Linked DNA regions of Homo sapiens: region 2 is linked to region 1. The links are chromatin contacts, found by Hi-C or POLR2A ChIA-PET in ENCODE. All regions are on one chromosome and are shown on one strand. The core of a region is the stretch at or near the end of the contact, and the rest is flanking DNA. Distances in the headings are between cores, read along the strand shown. Region 1 overlaps CALD1 (caldesmon 1). Region 2 overlaps CALD1 (caldesmon 1).

Evidence for each region. A loop is a pair of places that touch in the nucleus more often than their neighbours do. ChIA-PET counts read pairs that join two places held with the same protein, here RNA polymerase II (POLR2A).
Region 2: a map of heart right ventricle shows a loop between it and region 1 (2.3-fold over the local background). The contact joins two enhancer-like sites. A Hi-C loop is called at or near these places in 1 of 168 maps with a recorded cell type or tissue (heart right ventricle). POLR2A ChIA-PET finds 5 or more read pairs at or near these places in 4 of 52 experiments (AG04450, PC-3, PC-9 and 1 more).

What each region holds. Positions count from the first base shown.
Region 1 is chr7:134,812,516-134,815,157 of GRCh38, forward strand. The region is part of intron 1 of CALD1 (caldesmon 1); the gene reads left to right. LOC124901750 (a long non-coding RNA gene) reads right to left here. Exons shown (of 2, transcript XR_007060537.1): 1 at 2,149-2,642. Among named protein-coding and RNA genes, the nearest start is that of CALD1, 34 kb to the left of the region's middle. Within about 2 kb of position 1,321, at least 5 of the 41 ENCODE cell types and tissues checked have a DNase peak (open chromatin) inside an H3K27ac peak, as active enhancers do.
Region 2 is chr7:134,853,684-134,856,325 of GRCh38, forward strand. All of the region lies in intron 2 of CALD1 (caldesmon 1), which reads left to right. Among named protein-coding and RNA genes, the nearest start is that of CALD1, 75 kb to the left of the region's middle. Within about 2 kb of position 1,313, at least 3 of the 41 ENCODE cell types and tissues checked have a DNase peak (open chromatin) inside an H3K27ac peak, as active enhancers do.

The DNA.
Region 1 (2,642 bases), core at 71-2,570:
CTTCCCACCCTTCAGAGATGAGAGACTGCTATTATCCATTTACCAGCGCACCACTGGAAAGAATAGTTAAAAAAAAAAAAAAAATGAGCTCAAGGTTTTTGGTCTAAAAGACTGGAATAATGGTGTTTTCATTTACCAAACTTAGGAAGAACATACAAGGAGGAACTATGGGAGTGCAAGTCAGTAGTTCAGCTTTGAACATTTTATATTTGTCACAACAATTAGGCATTTGATTGGAATTGTTAAATAAGCAGTTGGATATACAAGTCTGGGGTTCAGGGAAGAGGTCCTGAATATATTTTTTTGGGAGTCAGGCATTTGCATGGTATTTAATGCCAAGAGACAAGACGAGACCAAGCCAGTGAGTTATTAGATAGAGGAGCTCAGTCCCAGGATAATTTTTAGGGTCTTCCAACATTTAAAGGTCAGAGTAAAGACCAGCAAAGGAGACTGAGAAGAGTGGCCAATGGGGCAGAAAGAGAACCAGGAGGGTGAGATGTGCTAGAAGCCAAATGAAGAAAGGACTTCCAAAAGAAGGAAGTGATCAACTGTGTCAAACGCTCATGTATTAATTAAGATGAGAATTGAGAATTGATCATTGGCTTTGGCAATGTAGAAATATTGATGATCTTGAAAAGCATCAAGGATGGTAGAGAAAAAGCCTGATTGGCATGGGTTCAACAGAAGATGGGAGGAAAAGAACTCGGAGCAGTGAATAGAGACAACATTTTCAGAATTTTTTTTGAAAGAGGGGCAGAGGATTGGAATAGGAGCTGGAGAGTTGTATGGGTTTAATGAAGATTTCTTTTTTTCTTTTAGCTTAAGACTAGATATATTTTGACATGCTTGTATGATGATGAGAATAATCTAGTAGAAAGAGATCATTGATGATGCATAAGAGAGGTGACAATTGCTAGAGCAATGTCCTTGGGTAGATAAGAGAGCATGAAACCTAGAGCTAAGTAGGGTTGACCTTCAATAGGAGCATGGACAAATCAGGCATCGTTGCAGGAGTAAAGACAAACTATCCAGATTCAGCTGTAAGTATATTGGAAAATATGATGGTAGAAGCCTGTGATGCTCTTATCTGATTGCCTCTATTTTCTCAGTTCAATAAGGAAGCAAATTCTTCAACTAAGACTAGGTTAGGGAAGCAGGAGGTTTGGAGACTTCAAGGCAACAGAGGATGTTTGGACTTGGGAAACAGCAGACTTGCCAGGTAGCACTAAGGACCCAGTTGACATTACTGGTAACAAATTTTAAGTAAAAGCACTTAGCTTAGCTGCGTGTTTTCCTCCAGCTGGATTTAGCTTCCTGTCTGCTTGCTACATGGAGAGCAGTGTTTAGAGTGATGAATCAGGGGATGTCAGCTGGTAAAGGACGGTGGGTGGCTGAGGCATGTGGGAACACAAGATCATTGGAGGACAGAAGCCCAAGGAACTAAGAGGCCAGGGTATTAGAATGATCACAGACATGAATGTTGAAATCGCTGAGAATTATGGCAGAAGTAGCATTGGAAAGAGTTAAAACCAGGAGCTAACATCTAGAAATGAAGGGAAGTAATGCAGGGATCAGGAAATGACTGCAACAAGGAGGGGTAGAGGATAATATTTTCAGGAAGGAATATAGCTGTGGAGCAAGGAGACAATTGCGTCTACTTCCAGGCTCTGTGATACAAAGGGTATGGAAGCTGTCGGAAGAGCTATAAATCACGAGAGGAAGTATAGAGCATGAAGTTGCAGGGAACATTCAAAGAAGAGTTTGAGATACAGGGTCTTGGCTAATGACTTATCTGGAGTTCCAGAGAAATCAGAAAGGGGAAAGACATTGGGTCAGAGCAGGAGATGCATAGAGCCAGTTGGCTGTGGGAGTAGGGGTTCCACAAGGAGCTGGAAGTCCTGGGGGTCTTGCAGAATGTAAGGCATCATGCAGTCAGTCCCAGTGGTCTCTCATGAAGAGTGTAGTGGTGAGACTGGGACTGCTGTGGAGGGATTTCCTTCCAAGAACACACAGAATTCTGGGGCTCCCTTTCCCTTTCTACTGAGGTTGATTGGAGGCTTGGGAAGGAGTTGGTTACTAAGAGCACACAAAGCCCTGGGGACCACCTTCATTCCTCTAACCCTACGGAAGATGCTATTTATTCCATACCTTGTTTAATGCTTCAGTGCAGCTGGTCCACAAGTGTTTGCTGTATCCAGAAGAAGGTCAGATAAAGAGTGAAGGCACACCCCTGTTGGAAAAGAAGCAACAGTCTCTCTATGATTGTTGATTCACTGTTTGCCTGTTGACTCCTGGAATTAACACTCAACAGAGTCAAGAAACCTGGGTATTGGTCTTGACTGAGTGTCCTTGGATAAATGCCTCCCCCAGTTTGAATTTGAATTTCTTCTCTGTAAAATAAGGGAGCTGGATCACGTGACATCTAGGTTCCTTTCAAGCCCTGAATCTGAGTCTTTAACTGTGGCTTCCTAGATTTTGGGATTGGCCTACATTGGCCCCTGCTTCCTACCCTTTATTCTCAGTTTTGCCGTGGTCTAGCTTTTCATTTCTTATGTCAGGAGCATGGGCCAGCCACAGTACTTTTGACTAGGTTGCTTGCTGTCCCTTAGGTGACTGTGTCCTCATCATGTCCGGACAAGTGA
Region 2 (2,642 bases), core at 63-2,562, 41 kb after region 1:
TTCATAAACATTTATTGAATTTTTTATTTATTTATTTTTATTATACTTTAAGTTCTGGGGTACATGTGCAGAACGTGCAGCTTGTTACATAGGTATACACATGCCATGGTGGTTTGCTGCACCCATCAACCCATCACCTACATTAGGTATTTCTCCTAATGCCATCCCTCCCGTAGCCCCCCACCCCCACCCCGACAGGTCCCAGTGTGTGATGTTCCCCTCCCTGTGCCCATGTGTTCTCATTGTTCAACTTCCAATTATGAGTGAGAACATGCGGTGTTTGGTTTTCTGTTCTTGTGTTAGTTTGCTGAGAATGATGGTTTCCAGCTTCATCAATGTCCCTGCAGAGGACATGAACTCATCCTTTTTATGGTTGCATAGTATTCCATGGTTTATATGTGCTACATTTTTTTTAATCCAGTCTATCATTGATGGACATTTGGGTTGGTTCCAAGTCTTTGCTATTGTGAATAGTGCTGCAATAAACATACGTGTGCATGTGTCTTTATAGTAGAATGATTTATAATCCTTTGGGTATATACCCAGTAATGGGATTGCTGGGTCAAATGGTATTTCTAGTTCTAGATCCTTGAGGAATTGCCACACTGTCTTCCACAATGGTTGAACTAACTTACACTCCCACCAACAGTGTAAAAGCATTCCTGTTTCTCCACATCCTCACCAGCATCTGTTGTTTCCTGACTTTTTAATGATCTGCATTGAATATTTTTATTAAAGTTCTCATTGGGATGATGGTTGTAGAGTCTCAGCCACTCTTGATTGTATCTGAATTTAAATATAATGCAGAAGACGACAGGACTTATAATGCAGCTGAATATGTAGGGGCCTTTTGTTTAATGACACACTCACATTCATTTGGCCATACACGCTACTGAAGGTCACGGCGGGATGGGCTAAACTAACCATCTCTATTTTCTCAATTTAAGGTGGTCAGCTACATCTGTCATATAGCTGGCCCGGATTAATGTCATAGCACAGGGCCATAGCTTAGGATTTTTTTCCCCTCAAATGAGTAACTCATTCCTGGTGGGATAAATCTGTGACTTTAGCCTTATTAGCAAGAAATTCTGGCCCACGAAGCTATCTGGTAAAGGCAGTGTGATATGGTTTGGATTTGTGTCCCTGCCAAATCTCATGTCGAATTGTGATCCCCATTGTTGGAGGAGGGGCCTGGTGGGAGGTGATTGGATCATGGGGAAGGATTTCCCCCTTGCTGTTCTCGTGATACTGAGTGAGTTCTCACAAGTTATGGCTGTTTAAAAGTGTGCAGCACCTCCCCCACTCTTTCTTCCTCCTACTCCCGCCATGTCAGGCATGCCTGCTTCCTGTTTGCCTTCCACTATGATTGAAAGTCTCCTGAGGCCTCCCCAGCCATGTTACTCATACAGCCTGCAGAATCATGATCCAATTAAAGTCTTTTCTTTATAAATTACACAGTCTCAGATGGTTCTTTATAGCAGTGCAAGAGCAGACTAATGCACAGTGCAAGGATCTAGGGTCAGAAAGGTGTTTTGGTGCTCAACAGACCTATGGCTTAATGTCCACGTTCACTTGTCCAGTGGTCAATGCAGATCTTTCTGGTGATCAAGCACAATATGAATACTCTCACTTGAGGGGTACGAAGGTGGATTCATTTGCTCCATTTTTCTTTGGCTTCCTGTGTAGATGGAATTGAAATGGGAATGATATGTGCATTCCAAAGGATCTCAAGAGAAATGCTCATTCGTTTACAAGAGGTGCAATCCCACAATAGTTTCTTGCTTTGTATACTTGAAAACATTCCCAAAGAAACAAAGTTGGATGCAGAAAAGATATTGGGAGAAAAGAAAAATAATACTCCAAATTCTGAACAATTCTACTTTAACATGTTGATCTGTCTGCCAGCTGGCCACAGGGTTGACTACTTGTAATATATACTTTTGGTAGGCCACATGTAGTTCTTGGAACTGTTTATATTCGGCTGCAGAAACTTAATTATTCTAAAATTGGCAGAGTGATCTTTGGTTACTTAATACAAAATTGCTTAGTCATCTTTAAACATAGTGTGGACAGCTTTTGTTTAAGTGTGAAAAATTAGGAATTGCAAATGTACTCCAAAGAGATTTTAGGTCAGGGAGAAAAACAAGAAAGTATCATTCTTTCAAGATATTTAGCCCGGTGGTTGCCACATGTTTTAATTTGACAAGCTAGGTAACTGTCGAGTTGAAGTCCTTGATTACAAGTATTTTTCCATTTTCTTTGTAGATATTGTCAGAAGTAGAAAGCTGTTGCTGCTGCTTCTTAGATGGTATTCTAATCCTACACTCTGCAAAGTATAGGTTTTTCAGCAAGAGTGTGAGGAACTCTAACATCAGCTGCTGGAACAGCTTTCTTGTTCTACGAAGCGAACAAGGATGCCATTTCAAGCTGGTTGTCACAAAGATCCTCCTTTTGCCTCTTTTGGTTTGAATCCTCGAACTGTTGCCTTCCACGTATAGTACAGAGCTATAGTGCTTTAGCGAGGAAACAGGCAGGCAGAGTGAGCTTCTGCATTTTTTAAAGTCTAAAGTGGCACCGGAAGTTTCTAGTTTTTCCAGGAATGCCCATGGCAACCTCACACTTTTCCTGTGATCTGGGCTGGG